Linked DNA regions of Homo sapiens: region 1 is linked to region 2. Evidence: chromatin loops called from intact Hi-C (ENCODE). Cell type or tissue: HCT116. All regions are shown on one strand. Links, peaks and the distances in the headings refer to the core of each region. The heading gives the core; the rest is flanking DNA. Region 1 overlaps VTI1A (vesicle transport through interaction with t-SNAREs 1A). Region 2 overlaps TCF7L2 (transcription factor 7 like 2).

What was found. Peaks named below come from ENCODE experiments on the same cell type or tissue, not always from the same donor. Only the 100,000 strongest peaks of a DNase experiment are listed, where the experiment ranks them.
Region 1: a loop joins it to region 2, with 7 times the contacts of the local background. A loop is called at or near these places in 1 of 110 quality-filtered maps.

What each region holds. Positions count from the first base shown.
Region 1 is chr10:112,533,849-112,542,297 of GRCh38, forward strand. It overlaps VTI1A (vesicle transport through interaction with t-SNAREs 1A), which reads left to right. Exons shown (of 8, transcript NM_145206.4): 5 at 4,398-4,482. Among named protein-coding and RNA genes, the nearest start is that of VTI1A, 91 kb to the left of the region's middle. In HCT116, for the core only: no CTCF peak of the experiment used is centred there; DNase peaks (open chromatin) are centred at 2,993 and 5,673; H3K4me3 peaks cover 741 bases; H3K27ac peaks cover 5,000 bases.
Region 2 is chr10:112,952,743-112,961,191 of GRCh38, forward strand. All of the region lies in intron 3 of TCF7L2 (transcription factor 7 like 2), which reads left to right. Among named protein-coding and RNA genes, the nearest start is that of TCF7L2, 6.7 kb to the left of the region's middle. RefSeq lists an enhancer at 4,758-5,392. In HCT116, for the core only: no CTCF peak of the experiment used is centred there; DNase peaks (open chromatin) are centred at 3,504 and 5,750; H3K4me3 peaks cover 5,000 bases; H3K27ac peaks cover 5,000 bases.

The DNA.
Region 1 (8,449 bases), core at 995-5,994, 420 kb before region 2:
GTAGTTTTATTGTAGGCTGTAACTTCAAGTTTATTTATGTAGTTTCTCAAAGAAGCTAGTATGATTTTTTTTTTCTAACATTCTGATTTACTTTACTGTAAACTGTTCTTAAATAAACTCCTTTCCCCCACCCAAAATTATTGGGTTTAACATAAGACACCATGGATGTATTATCCTTTTGGGGAAACACACATATGTTATAAATGCCCTGCTACTCTGTGTACATAGATACCTAAGAATAGCCAAAGCTTTCGTCATTGTTAAACACTTTGCTTTTTGTAGCATGCAGCACCCAAGTGAGTTCTCATTTTTCTGAGTTTGCTGGACTGTTTCATAATGCAACTCCAGATTTTTTTGTGTGTGGCTCAGCAAATATTTACTGCAATGTTTATAATTGTATCCTTGTATTAATGAGGGATGCTGAATAATTCTATTTTTAAAAAATTAAGTCAAACATATCAAACATGCTTTGGTACTCTTTTTTAGAGATAGTCATATTTTTTATTTAGTAAGATTGGGTTTTATTTTTCTATTAAGACATAATGGCCTATATTGCAATTTAAAAATTGTCTAATTGCTTATAGTATAGAGTAGTATGAATTACTTTTGAGTTTAATTTGACTGCATTGATTGAGAATTCTCTAGAATTTTTTTTATTGGTATGTCATCATTCTCTAGGTGATACAGATGTTAATTTAGAAGCTTCTAGATAGTGTTTTTCAACAACTCTTTGAATTTAAGATGCATTACTGATGTCCTCCCTCAGAAAAAGTAATAATGATATATAAAATGAAGGGGAAAAATATACAAAAACCCTCGCCCTCCAACCTTTTTGTGTTTTTTATCTTCCCTACAGGGGAGCAGTTGTATATATACACTAAATGAATATAATCAGTTGCAGTTTTGATGTATAAGATTATTCTTGAGGTGAGGGATAACATAAATATTATTTTTCTGCAAGATAGAGTATGTGCTTGTTGTATTTGCATATATTCATGTTTAGGTGAAGAATCTGAATTTTCAAATGTTAATGGAACTAACAATTGACTTGAAAACCTCTATACGAAGAAACTACGTGAAGCCCTTGCCCCTGAATTTAAGCAATGAGTATTGTTTATGTATTAAATTGTGGCTTATTGCAATCAACATTTTTGACAGAAGATTTATTTTTGTTAAGCCTAATTGTGTCAAATTAGAAGTCTTAATTCCAAAAACTTAAAGCATCACGTCTGCATTTCTTTTAAAATATTTTTTATTTTTGTTTGATGGCTTATTTCTTTTCTTATGCCTGTAGCAGCAGTTTCATCAGTTATGATTCTGGAATTCATGTTTCTGAAACTGTAACATGTAATTGAATTATAATTGGAAAAATTAGATTAATCAACTAACAGAATAATATACTCTGAAATATTCTTTTAACAGTCTTTGATATAGATCTAGCATTGATATTTATAGACTAGATTACAGTGATGATGCTGCATTGGTATATGGCTTGCTGAGGAGTGATTATTTCTCAGTTGGGATTCTAATAGTAATCATAGAGAGAATGTTACCCCCATGTTTCTTAACTTGCAACTGTGCTAAGAAGACAAGCACTCAGCTGCTCCAAAATGTGTTTTGTTTCGCTTGGAAACAAAAATATGCCCCTTCTCTTCCTTGTGTTGCTCTTTCTGGGCTCAGTTTTGGAAAGGGAGCATGCTTGGAGGCAGGGTTGTAGTGCATAGGGAGCTGATCTGGTGTTGGCTCTGCCGAGCTCCGTTTGAATCCTACATCTCCAGCTCTCCACATTGCGCAGCTCCTCACACAAGTTGAGCTCTGTCTGAAGCTCCTGCACAGCTTCACTTACCTGCTTTGAAAAGGGCTGAGAAGAGGGTGAGAGAATGAGTTTGGGATGGAGTGTGGGGGCAAGTTGAAAGCATCAGCTGCTACTGTAGTGTATTTCCTTTCATTTACAGAGACCAGGGCAATGTACAACTAAGGGAACAATGTAAATAGTGCAGCTGTTTCAAGAACTTGATTTTAGTTTGACTTAAGTGAAGAGGTTCCAAAATAGAAAGTGAAATCCTGCTGTAAAGCTGCTGATAAACTGATAGTCCTCTTGTGTGCAGATTTACTCTGATAAAATTGAACTGTTCTGAAGAAGAGTTACTTCTATTATTCAGTAATATACATATTTTTAAAGGTCTTTCAGAAATTTTGCTATTATAACCATGAAATCCCCCTAGTTATTTTACATTTAAATGCTTTATTTCCTACATTAAATATTATTATAAAAGTGGAAGTCCATTTCCAGTATTGATCTTTGTTTTTTTGTAAATCTCTAATAACTAAATGTTTTCTTTTAATTTTGGGATTTCATCCAATATGAAAATGAACCAAAGATATTTGTTGTCTTATTCTGGATTAAAATTCAGATTTACTTTTGATTTCACAGATCTGATTGATATCTTTTTAGAGAATCACCAGTTTGCAGTTAAGTCCTTTGTTAAGGTAGAAAACAATTTTCAAGGAAGGGAAGAGCAATCCTTACTCCCAGAACCTGCACATAGGGAAACTTAGGAATAAGAAAGCTATTTTTGACAAGCCTTAGTAAAGTGTTTAATTTTATTTAAAAATAGTCATCAATGCCAGACACACAGAGCTCCCCTTTCTCTTCTTTTTCTTAATTACAGCCTTCAGTGATTTTGCTTTTTAATGATACAAGAAGCTTTCCTCTCTGTTTTATTTATTTATATTTATATTTTTTTTTTGCAGAGGGAGGGGACAATTTTTCTCTTAATATCTCTGCTGTACATTGGACGACTCTATTAATTATGATAGACTGTTGTTGCAGCTTCCTGACCTTCACATCAGGTCCTATCTCTCTGTTCTAAATGCATTGTTTTAATGATTCTCACCCCCCCACCCTTCCCCCCAAAAAAATTTCAAGGAAAGCTTTGATGTGGCTTTAGCTGCCTCCAACGTCTGGCCGCATCTCAGATGTGTCACCTATGCCGGGAGGGAATAAGGAAATCACGTTGTGAATGGTAATGATAACATACTAATCACTTCCTTTCTTTGAAGATGGAAGCGAGATATTCTGTCAGCATCCCTGGCTGCTAGAGCTTGGAGGCACTGGTCTAGGTGTATTAGCTTAAGTGTGCATGTCAATACAGCTTGCATCTCCAAGATCCATGGGGGCTCATTAGAGCAAGGTAGATCGTTTCGCTCGACAGCCACTCAGATAATATGTGTGGCACCTCCTTTTTTATTATTATTAGAAAGCATTTCTCCAATTTTAAATGACATCTGTCAACAACACAAAGTTGTAGGAGTTGTGGTTGTGTTTTTTCTTTCTTTTTGACCAGATACCAAAACTGATTTGAGAAGGGAAGATATTAACGTATGCAGATACATGTATGCATGTACACACACACGCACACACACACAGATACATACATTTATATATTTCTAAGTATCTAGGTATATATATATATATATATATATATATCTGTATCAGTTTTTATCCATTCATAGCCATGATTAGATTATAAATCTGTTTGGCAACCTGAATAGATCTAATGTATGATCATTATGGTTACAAAAAAAATCAACAACAACCATCTCAATGGAGGAAAGAAAGTTTAGAAGCTGAGGATTTGAAGAAAATCCTCTAATTTCCCCATCAGATAAATATAAAAGAGGTATATATAATTACTGTAAATTTAGTTCACAGTCTAAAGCACTGTGTGTTAAAATATCAACATCAATCTACATAGTGCCATATATTTAGGAACAAATGCACAATATTGTACATCTATGTAAATGGAGAAACATGTGTCTCTTGTTTCTTAGTGTTGCCTCCAGTTGTCTGAAAAGTAGAAGTGCTGTTTAGTATTCTGTCTTAGTAGCATATGCTGTTCTATATAGCATCTTGCTGCACATCCAAAATTATGGATCATTTTCTTACAAATAAAGTTCCTGTTTTAAAATTTCTATCTGCAAGAATCAAAGGAGCAAATGGATCTTTGAAATGATTGCATTTTATAAAAAATAAATACAAATAGGGAACGTAGATCTATGCAAGTATCTCATATATCCATCTCTGCTGAAACAGCAAAGATCCAGTTGGGTATGGTCTTCGTACTTTTCTCAGTATTTTGAAGTAAGATTCATTGTGGCCACATACAACACGAGTCTCCTTTTAAAAACACGAAGTGGATGGTCCATACGTGATTGCTGGAAATCTGTCTATGGTAGTGGTTCCTATAATGGAAAATTTGCTAAAAATTAACTGTAATGGGTTGCGAACCCCCCCACCCCATGTTAGGGCATACGAAGGCATTTTTTTTTTAAGGCAAAAAAAAGAACATTGTAGACGGCCGTCTGATTTTTTTTTCCCCCTTTTTCTTTTTCAGAGGGCACATCTGCTCGATAACACAGAGAGGCTGGAAAGGTCATCTCGGAGACTAGAGGCTGGATACCAAATAGCAGTGGAAACCGGTAAGAATTCTGAGAGTGAGCAAATTGTCTTGCTTATGCACAGCAGTCTTCACAACACATGACATTTCAGGGAAACTTCAAAGGAGTAGCAGAGACAGCAGCCCGAGATGTGGTTTACATATTGGGGAGACAATTGGGAGCTTATTTGCGCTTATCTTTTTTCAAGTTAAAAGGCATGACATCTACTGAAAACAGTTCCTGAGGTTTAAAAGTATACATCTGAAAAGAGATGGAATACTTTGTCTAAATTCTACATTTGTCTTAATATGCAGTTACATGTTGTCAGTTTACCCACCCGCAATGATTGCTAGCACATGGCGCAATCTCCAGTTTGCTCCTTTACGTTTTATTCACATATGTAAAAATTAACATTTTAATCAATCTAAATCATGTGAACTAGGGACAAAGAAATAACAATACCCACTTTACTTTGCATATTTGTCCTGGTGTTGGAAATGATTCCTAATAATCCTGTTTAAAAAAAAAAATCATGAATAGAGCCTATAATCAGATACGAAAATTATGAAAAAGTCATAGCAAGGAGTAAGGCTAATGTTCATGATAATCTTATTAGCATTAGTTAATGCTCTTCAAACTTTTGGTTTGAATTAATACCAGTTATTAATTTCAGAAAACATAATCTTAGTATGACTTCTAAAATCAGTCTACTTAAAATGAACATGCTTTTTTGTTATAAATGTTTCATGCAATGACTGTTTGTCTCCAGAGTAAATAAATATCCATTAACACCTTAGTAGTCATCAGTTTCTTACTGTTACTCTACGCTTTTTATTTTGTTTTGTCAAGCATAGATTGTAAATAATCTATTTTGTGTATTTTGGATAGCTCTTGCCCAATGTGTAAACCACAAAAATATGTAATCAACAATGTTTTTATCAATTTTTAAAGATTTAGAGTCATAGAAATGTTTATTTTGTAAGAACAGGTATGATGAAAATGATTCCAAATAATTTCTTTTATGAATGGCCAGTGTTTTTCTTGTCCTGTGTTCATGGCTGCCCTATATTGGTTGGTTAATGTGATGAATTCTAGGCAACCAAACAGGAAGAATACAAACAACTTTGGCATTATATTAATAGTGAAAAAACTAAAGAAAACCACAAACCTTCCCAGATTTAATAGTTATGGACAGCCCTTCATCCTGAGGTAATTGATAGATTGGCTTTCTGCCCGGATTGGAATAAAAGCCAGCTTTTGTGTGTTCTTTTTGTTTGGGAGCTCATCTTTAGAGGTGACTGTTCTTGGGAAGAATGTGAATAATGGAAAGAGCCTTGAACATGAAGTCAGAGGACCAGGCTTGGGTTCTAGCTCTTGTTTGTGTGACCTTGAGGAGATCACGTAACCTCGCTGAGCCTCAGTTTCTTCTTCAATAACATGGAAATAATATTGCCTATCTCCAAACATTCTTAAGAAAAAATGGTACATGTAAAAATGTTTTATATACCAAAAAACACATATACAAATATAAATATTATTATTATTGTGTGGTCATTGACGATCTACAGGCATTTATCTTTATCTCCTAGAAGATAACTTTTATTATGATTGAAATTTATAAATAGTAAAGGAATAGAAAACAAAATGTGTTACTTTGACAATCCTTGGGGAACATAGCACTGTGTCTATGGAATATGACCATAATCACAGGGACCTTCCTTGACAAAACATCCATTGGTCAGCCTCTTTCCACATGGGGCTGGTTCAGACTCAGGGGGTCTTCTCGTCGTGACACTGATCACAAGGCTTGCTTTGGTTGATTGGGCTACATACTTGTGTGTCTTTTTTTTCTTTCACTAAACTATTCATATAGCTCCCTCCCAAAGCTGAAAGAAGATCGCAGATACCAAAAGACTGTGTTTTGATCAAGGTTATTTGCTTGAATGGGATTTGATAGTTATTATTTTTGGTGTGTGCTAAAACATAACATCCACATCAAACTATCAACATAACCAACATGGAAATGTCAACTTAAGAGTGTCCTGTCAGCCTACCTCAGTCCCTTTGGACTTTTTAGTAAAATATTATGGTATTGAGTATGAAGTGTTATAAAATTAGATGTTGACTTGTCACATAAGGCTTGGGAACTTCTTGCAGAATACAAGACCAAGTCTGGGAGGATGGATAAGAATGGGCTTTGTGGAAGTAAAGACAGATGTGGCTCAGCCTGTACATGGACGGGAGTCATCATTGCTAATTTACTTTTGTGGATGAATTTGAAAGTGGAGTGGGAAATGAGAAGGCAGGGACAAAGCATTTTTCCTGCTCTTGCTACTTACTGAAGTAATGTGGAAGGAATACACTGGGGTGGGCACCATATTGCTTCGTATTTCCTGCTTCCCTACTGGTCCTCAGCCTAGTCATGGCTTGTCAATCCATAGCTCTGTGTTTTGACTGTGATGTAAATTTAGGATACTTACCATTTGTTAAAGTATCAGAACAGCATCTTTGGAAAGGAAAAACTTTCAGCACTTATTGATGTCTTCTTTTTAAAGACTATGGAATGCAAGGAGGAAGAGAGGTGGAAGAACTAGTATAACTTTTGAAACAGCACAAAACAGGGAAATGGCTTCCAGGTATTGGTCTGAGAGCCAGTTCTAGACCACAACAGTTTTCACCAGTGCACTGCAAAATGAGAAGAGAAGTAGAACATAGTGACTTTCTCATAAAACATATTTTATTAATTCACAAGGCTACAGTTATTTCTAAGATGATGTTTTTCCTATTTGGGGGTGTAAAGGAAAGTTGTAATGTGATTGAAATAGTAGGTAGAAGTTATTTTTTTTTCTTTACTTAGAAGAATAACAAAATTGGCATCCCTATTTTAGGCCCTTCAAATTTTTTTTCAAATTTTACTTGACCACAAAATTAGGAACTATAGCCTGATATACTGAATTGGAGAGAGAGAAAAACCACATCATCTGTCCATGTCATTAATCAGCTGTGTGACTTTGAGAAATCATTTAACCTCTCTGCATGTGTTCTTATATTTGCAAAATGGAAACTGTCAACCAGATTCTATGTATCCCTTAAGGTTTTTATGAAGTAAAATAAGGTCATATATATTTAAGGGCTTAGAAACTAAAGAGAGCTCTGTTAAAATCATCATTTTTATAAACTACCATCAGCAAAAGTGGTTAACTTTGAGAATCATTGGCAAAGATTTCAACAAAAATCTGTAAACTTTTCTATTCATTAACTTGATGAATGTAATTGGCAAATACTATAAAAGAAAGTTAATGTAGAAAATAGAATGGAGTAGAGTAGAATAGAATGCACATTATAGGGTCTTCTTAATAAATAATGAAATCCATCTTCTAAAATTCTTGAATCATTTTTGACATCTTATTTTGTCATATAGGCAGTCATTGTCTCTTCTGGAACTCAGCAGAGGGACACATGTCCATAATGTGCTTGGTTTGAGAAAAGGCACATGATTATTCCTAAGTGCTGTTCACACCCTGATATGCACGGAGTTTAATACCAGTCAGGTTTCTTTGATGGATCCTTTCTTATTTGAGAATATTGATGAAGCTACAAGTTAATTGACAGAACACTACACTGGTTGCATGAACCATTGGCTTGATCCAGTGTGGCATTGCTTTTAAGTTCTTGTCCTAGAATCTGTGAATAAAAAGCAGCTCTTTTTTTTTGTTGTTGTTACTATTAATAGTCAGATATGACTTTTAGCTATGGACATATCCATTTTGTTTGAGGTCAGGGACTTAATACTCAAAATTCTGGGTCATCTGCCCTTTATTCTGAAATGATGATTCTTCTTTTCTCTGAAGTAAATATCCCAGAATTACAATAGGCACAAAACTAATGGGAGCTGTATTATTAACAAAGAAACAGGCTGAAAGAGAAATTGTACAAGGGCAGAAATGCAAGGCTCACTCTCTGCTTTTAATACGTAAACAGGTAGCTTAAGACCCTCCCAACTGTCCCA
Region 2 (8,449 bases), core at 985-5,984:
GGTGCCGGGCTCGGGGGGCGCTTCCTGCAGGGTCGGTCCCGCGCCCAACCCTGACATTTGTTAATACGGCTCATCCCCTCCCCCACCGGCCTGTGCCCCCTGCCCTCACCCTGAACCCCCTCCTCCTCATCCCTCCCTCCCTCTTCTAAGAAGCCTGGATTACGAATCCCTGGACGCAAGACGCATTTGTGCCCGGCTTCCCGGTATTGTCATTTTACACCTTCTCCAGTTTGGTCCCCTACCCCTTATTTACACACACGACTTTTGTTTTTTCTTTTTCGGTAACTCTAGATAGCAATTTGAAATAATGCACCCACTGTTCAGCAGCCATGGATTCGGTGCTAATGGCCGAGGGCTTGCCGGACGGGAGTCGATCAGATCTACAAGTGTTTTTAAGCATTAAAATATTAACTATCAGGTTTGACTTGCTTTTTTGGGCCCTGGCAAAATGGCAAGGGCATGCTAGACCGGTCATTTTTTTTATGGCTAGGGAAGAGAAATAATTATTCCCCCCCTGCCCGGCGCCCAGACATGCTTGGGAAGCTGGGAGAGCGGTTCGGCTCAACCCCCTTCTCCAGGGCCAGTTCCACCAGGCTGCAGGGGCCGCGCTCTGGGCTTGCAGCTGTAGGGGAAGCACAGTTCGCTTACTTTGTATTTTTCTTGGGAGCTTGTGGGGCATCTTAAACGGGACCGTTCGGCTCAGAATCGCAGTGTTCGCCTACCAATAAACCGGACCAAGCAACATTCCAAAGAATCCCTGAGAATTTCTGCCTCTCCTCCCCTCCCCCTTCCGATGGAAACCTCCCTGGTATTATTTTAAAATCCACTTAACCATCTGAATATTGAGCTTTGATGGCGGGCTTGCTAGCTTTCTTGACTCTTTTTAAACTCGCTGTCTGATACTGGCAATCTTGCCATCCCTTCTCAAACTTGAGCAGTTGTGTTGTCTTGTAATTAGCAAACAGGGAAATTGCTAAAGGCAAATAAATGATTTCCCGGTGAGAAAAGGAAGGCTCCCAATGATCGGTCCCTTTTGTGGGCATTATAGGAATAGACGGCGTCTAGTTATTTTAATTGTGGACATAGCGGGTGGCCTGGTGCTGTGACATCAGATTGAGTCTCAGAACACATTTCTGAACTCAGTAGGCAGTTTTAGTACTTACATGTCAAACACCAGCAGACATCTTTGTGTACACTGCCCCTTCGTCCTTCCTCCCTGTTACCTGGGTTAGATTATGTGCTCCAAAATTAAAGTTATTTATTTAGGCTGGTCAGCAGAGCAGTGGAAATGAGGATGGTAGGCTGTTGTGTGTCATTCCTGACGTCTTCAATCAGAAGGCCAGCTTGCAATCCAGATTTGATACAGCTGCGGGAGGAATGGAGGAATGCATAGGCAAGATAGCGGGCTTCCCATACTCTTCTGAAATCCTTAGTGTTTTATAGGGTGTGTTTTTAATGGCAAGGTGTAAAGACAAATTTCGCTGTATGCTTTATTATTTTCCCTTTGCTCCTTGGTGGCGGTGATTTTTGCTACATTTTCTGTTACTTATGGTGTACCTGTAAGCAGCTGCATCCTTTAAAAAGCAAACTCTCTGGAACCCTGATTTCTGCTTTTTTATTTAAGAATGTAAAGAATTAGAGAGTATCATTAAATCGGCTTATGATGAATAATACATTATCTCAAGAATAATGCTTTAATTGCTGAAGACACCATAAAGCTTGATAGTAATAATTTTATTTTAAAATGACAAAGATTTCTGCATAATATTAATTTAGTCTTTGATTCAGTAATAGGAATGGCTTTTAAAAAGACAGATTCAGATACAAAACTGCATTAAGGAGAGGTCTAGTTAAGTAGATGGGAAGTGTTAGAACTGCAAATATTAGAACTGTGGTAACATTTGTATATTAAAGATAAGAATACTGTAACCTATTAAAGTTGATTGGAAAAAGTAGTTTTACATTTCTTTTTCCCTCCTGGCAAAGTGGAAATAGGAATATGGTGGTTGAAATTCCAGTTAGGTTTGAAATTTCTTTTTAAGGACTTGATTATTCGAGCCCTTGCATCTTCTCTTATCCAAAGTTATTTGCTTTTCAACCGAGCTCTTTGCTACTAGGTTGAACAGATAAATAAGCTGCATCTTGAATTCATTTTTGAACTTGGAATCCAGCATTTAAAGGAAACCGAGAGGGGCCTATTCATTGGGATTTTATTTAGCCGGGCAACTTCTCTTTCTGGCTTGTGAAAAATGGACGTTTTTTCCTCACTGAAACAACATAATCCTTTCTAATACAAAAGATTTAGACCTTGGAGTGTGAAGGGTTAATGGTGGTCCTTCCCAGTTGTCCTCCCACCCCCCCACCTCACCCCTGATTGTTTTGACAACACTTTTCAAAGTGTGACATTCCAAGCCCCTACATAACAATGTAATATTACTGTAATTACACAGGTCATTACATTTTAAATAGAGAACAATAAAATGCTTATCGCCCTGAAAAAGAACAGGTGTTCTTACCCTTCTTTGGTATTTATGCTAATTGTTTTTCATCTCCTTCAGAAATATTTATGGCGAACATGTTTAGATTTCAATCTCAATGCAACCGTATTAATTCCATGCTAATCTTTATAGGTTGGGGTTTAATGTCTGCAGTATGGATTATAGGCTCAACATTCACCCAATAAGTCATATTTTAATGATTATAAATTAAATATGCCAGCGCTTTCCACTTTGTTGATATTGAAACTTTCTGAAATCCCAGAAACAAACTCAGGCATTTGGGAGCCTAACGAGCTTATCTGGAAGACGTGTTTTTGGAAACTTTTGACTGTTTAAGGGAAGGAGCTTTGACTGATGCCCTCTGTGTCTGATTGAGAAAGAGTTTTTTGAGGAAAACAATCCTCGTTCTTGCTAGGAGTTCTTCACCTTGATTTTAATTTTACTGATAGGGATTTCATTTAGAGTCATTGCTGGAAGTTGGTCAGCTTTCTGTTTCTTAGCAAGCTGTGAAAAAGTTACCGGAAGGTTTCCAGGGGCTTGCAGATCAAGAATGCTGTTCTGTTTGCCGTGCTGGATCGCTGCAGTTCTGCACGCCATTGAAAAAAATATTTGCTTTAGAAAACTAGCATTTTAATAGTTGCACCAGAGGCTGTGCTTTTAAAGATTACAGTAGAAGTCTTTCCAGGTTTCGAATGCCTCCTTACATCCCACGAGGTGCCCCTGGCTGTGTGCAAAAAGTGCCTAGATTTCTCGGTGGAGAAATCCTGGTGCAACTTCTCTTACACACGTGCAGTGGGTAAACTAGAAGGTATCTAAGAGGATTTTACATTTTGTCAGATGTTTCACAACAGGCCCCCCTGAATCACATTAAAAATGCACTGTAGAGAAAGGACAGCTGCAAATTTTTGTGTGGACGCGTGTTTCTGGACCATGACTAAAACTCCGAGGACCTTTCCCCCAGCTGTCTGGAAGTTATGTGGAAGTTGGTTTATTGGCAGTTAAGTATGAGACAACCTGGATTTAGCAAATGCTCTCTCCTGCACAGGAAGTAGATGACATTATATTGGGGGAAGGGAGGAGATTTCAGGCAAGGAGTGATTTACCTTTTTTTTTTTTTTTTTTTTTTTAAATGCTGGAGTTGCCAAATAAATAAGCACTTTCCAGGGAAGTAAGTGTAAGCTTTTTAGTCTTGGTGAGTGGCATTAGATAATATCTTTGACTGCATTTATAATTCTTTTGAGGTGACACATTTTAAAGTTTGGAAAAGGAGGCTGAACCAAATTCTTGAGGGTCTTATTTTCAAAGGGGTGTGTGATGTGGGCATCTGAGTTTCTTCTGGGAGTGAATATTGGCAACTATGTAAGTAAATCTTCAACTCTGACTTATAATTGAGCACATTTGTGAAGGAAATGGTTAATTTTACAACCAAAGGCAAACTCGCACCTCGACAGGTCTGCTGAAAGAAATGTGCCCCAGTCTTTTTGCTGGCAAGCGCACCACCAGGTCATAAATCCACAGGCTTTATTTACAGCCCATAACACTTATGAATGTTAAGATATTTGACGCCACGTTGGCCTTATAATATTCAAGGTCCGCAGACATTGGCAGTAGCTCAGATTTCTCTCACTAATTATAAGCAATGAGATGGGGGGAGGTGGTGGTATCCTAATGCAAATGCTGCCCTCCCTTCTCCGCTGACCCCCACCTCTACAATCTTGAGTTTACTGAGACAGACGCCACCACTCCTTTGGCAGCTGACTTGTACGTTTCCTCTAGGCTATTGTTATACACATTTATAAAGAGCACTTTCAGGAATGGAAATTCAGTGGGGGCTCTGCACAGATGCCTTTTTCAAAAGCAAAGTTGCTCTAGGTGTTTGCATCTTTTCCCTTTTCTTTTCTCCCTTTTTCCTTTCTTTCTCTTTTCTTAATTCCCCCCAACACCCCCACCTTTTTTTTTTTTTTTTTTTTTTTTTTGAGATTACATTGCCTATATTGTGCATTTTCCCCAGGAATACTTAAAGAAACCTGGTATGGGAGACGGCTCTTTAATTTATATGATGTTCCCCTGAGTGGAAGGGAAAATGTACACATTACATAGTACACTAGTTAAACTAGTTAACGTGAGAGTTTTTAAAAAAGTGAGATGAGGTGAAGAGAGTTGACTAAAAGAATATAATAGGTGAGGGGAAAAAAAATCCAGGTTTACACTGGGGATGGGAGGGCTGCTTATTTGTGAAAAATGTACTGGTATCTGCGGGAGGAGGCACAGAAAAGTAGCCAGAGGAGACAGAATAAATGCCTAAGAAAGATAAGAAAAGTATAATACAAGAGAACAAAGATTTGGGTTTGGGGGAATTGAAATTGGAGATTGGAAGTTTCCTTATGGAGGGGCGTGGGAGTACCCTGGGCTGGGCTATTAAAAAGGGATATTGCTTTGCTCAGCAAAGATGGGCTGCGATCCCTTCATTACCCAGGGTGTTCTACCTAGCCACAGATGTGTTTCCTATCAGTTACTGTGTAAGCATCTGAGGGTGAGGCATTATCTGTGGTGGAGACTGGAGTGTGAGAGAGAAGGCCAGTTGTCCTGCTGATTTTAATTTATGTTGAAAAAGTGGGCTGTTCTGGTGTATTACAAACTGACTACGCGGTATAAGGAGGAAGTGAGATTCAAAGGTGTTTGCCAGGCCAGGAGAGATGATGGCTCTCATTTCTGACTGGATCCTTCCTTCCATCCAACCCAAACTTAAAGACCCAGGCCGAAAGGTTTTCTTTTCTAATCAATGGCATGCAGAAACTTACTAGCCCTCAGGGATAGATATGAATCCCTAAACAGCTCATTACAAAGAAGGGGCTGTGGGATCTTTGAACGGGTTATCAGCCGAGGTGTTCTTTGCTTTTCCCAAGATAGGTTTTTTCTCCTTAGGCACATCTGATTTCGGGCTAGTAATTCGACCTGTTATATTTTATTCTTTTTGTCATGCAGTAGCCCCAACCAGGTCGGTCTACGGAGGAAGGAATGGCCAGGAGTGGCATCAGCCCTGAAGGAGTTAAAATTGCTCCCTAAAGTTTGGCATCATGAAAATAAATTTGAGGCCTGGTAGGCATTAGCAGGGCACAGCACATTTACAGAGCTTAATTAGTACGCACTGTAATTGTTCATGGTCTGCCAGAAGAAGTAATGTTCAGGAAAAGTGGAGTCCCTCTCTTGCAGTCTTCAGCTTGAAACCGATAAATCACTTGCATATTTGTGTAGTGATTCAAATGGAGCTAAGACCTCTCCCATCCCAACATGTGGTAAATTGTAAAGTCAATGAATTGCAGATGTAGGCTACAGTGAGATTCTCTAAGAAAATGCAGAATGAATGGGAAAGAGTGACGCTATAAATATTTACTGAGAAGATAACTAGATTCCTTCGTGCTGGGCCAATTATGATGTACTAAAATATATTAGTAAAATGCTTAAAAAATTGAGAGGATTTGTGTGGGTCTTTGGGTGGGTTGGTTTGTTTTGGAAAGTGAAATAAAAGGCACTATGTTGTTGTCGTGTCAGTTTTATTAAGCCTGAATCACAATGGCATACCCAGGGAAGGACACATGAAACCCACATTAATGCAAATTAATTCGTTATGAGTTGCAGCACTGCGACTGCTAAGTGGAGTAATGATGGGGCATCATTTTAAGAGTTTTAGTGTAGCAACTTTTAATGAAAAATGCTGTGTTAGGAACATGTCTCAGCACTTCAGCCCACGTGTTTTTCTATATGCTAGAAATATGTTTTGTACAAGAGCAGGAAACTTGATTCACTTTATTTTTTCCCCCAGACAGTTTAAGAGCTTTAATTATGTTTTGACGTTGAAAGAAAATCATCTAGTTTTTCTCAAAAATCAACCCAGAAATGCCCATCACCATAAAGAAGTTCAAGCTCAACTTTTTTTTTTTGCGAGACTTTGCAGCACAAAGTGGAGAAACGATGAACATAGCATTTCCCCGCAGACCTACAGATAAAACTTTCTTGAAGCGACTTTTTCCCCTTTTTTTCTTCTTAGAGAATTTTGGTCTCAGGCAATGTTGCAAGTCAATACTTCTTTCCCCAAATGTGAGTAGGTGGATACGTATAGAAGCTGTAAAAGTTAATGATCGTTCTCTGACTCATAGCTGATGGTTTCAGGTTGAGGAAAAGAAAAATTAATGAGGGTAAATAGACATTTGATGGAACATTGAGACAGTAGGAGAGATTGTTCTTGTGTCTAAAGGCATGCATTTTGTTGCAGCAGAATTTCTGAGGCAGAATGCCAGGAAGTGAAAGGGGATGCTGTCGTTAAGTTATTGTTTAGGGATGGTACAAATGTTCAGTGTCTAGATCTCTGCAGGAATGTTTAAGCTCAAGTACCAGGCAATGCTGGTTTTGCCTTTTCTCTTGAAGTCAGAGGCCCCCCTTGGTACTTTTTATAAGGGCAGGCAGTCACCCAAAGTCTTGGTCAAAAGTTTATTTCCCATTAAATGTAAAAGGCTCTCAACACAGGACTGGGGGCAGTGGGGTAGGGGAAGCTGGGCTTATAATGGCCTGTGGTTGCTCAAATGACTAATGACCTAAGAAAAGGTCTTAGGTATACTAAAAAAAAGTATTTTGTTTCTTAAGGTAATTACATGGAAATTAGATTTCAAGTGGCTCATGGTAGCAGCTACAGGGTAGAGAGGAAAGTGGACCAAAAAAACTAACACCTCCTAGGAAATGATCTGTTTTTTTTTTTAATATAGATAAGAGAAAGCCAGGTGATTCATAAAACTGAAAATAAAGTAAATGTTCCACCTCTTCCCAATTTAGCAGGACGAATAGGCATCAAAAATTAATGTGCATCATGTTAGAAGTTAGCTTAGTGCTGGAAAAACCAACAGAGGATTTCAATTGTTTTAATTGTCTTTGAGGAGGAGATTCCTGTGGTTGAAAAAAGCTGTTTCCCATTCCATGTCTGGGTATCTCTGATGTTTTGCATATCAGAAACATCAAATTTAGAGCCCAGTAGTGATTAGAAATAAGATGAAGAATCTAGATATGATGATAATAAGGGAAGGGGTTAATCTTAAAATGTTGGTCTTTACATTGCTGAAGAATTTTGCAAGCCTGTGCTGAGAACTGCCGAGTCTTCACCGTTCTTCCTCTGGACAAGTGAGGGCTGAGGCATTTGTGGGTAGTAGAATGGGGGATGGGCTTGGTCACTGATTTTTGTTGAGAGCTTCATGGGAAGCAATGAAATGGAAAATACGCTGGAGTTCTCATCTGGTGACTCCCTGGGTACTCCAGGCAGGGAAGTGCCATTTTGAAGGTGTGAGGCACAGCCAGGTGAGAGCAGCCATGTTTGCCGGATGAGGAAATGATGTGGAGTGGTCTTGGAGCACTCCTGGTGACTGGTGCAGGACAGTCCCAAGAGATGAGGCAGATGGGAACCTGTTTTTTTTTTTTTGAGATGGAGTTTCGCTCTTGTTTTCCAGGCCGGAGTGCAGTGGTGCGATCTTGGCTCACTGTAGCCTCTGCCTTCCCGGCTCAAGCAATTCTCCTGCCTCAGCCTCCCGAGTAGCTGGGATTATAGGCGCACACCACCATGCTGGGCTAATTTTATTTTTGTATTTTTAGTGGAGATGGTGTTTCGCCATCTTGGCCAGGCTGGTCTGGAACTCCTGTCCTCAGATGATCCGGCCTCCTCGGCCTCCCAAAATGCTGGGATTACAGGCGCGAGCCATTGCGCCCAGCCTGGGAACCTGGTTTTTATTTTATTTTATTATTATTTTTTGAGACGGAGTTTTGCTCTTGTTGCCCAGGCTGGAGTGCAATGCCTAGATCTCGCTCACCGCAACCTCCCCCTCCCGGGTTCAAGCGATTCTCCTGCCTCAGCCTCCCTCATAGCTGGGATTACAGGAATGCGCCACCACGCCCGGCTAATTTTTGTATTT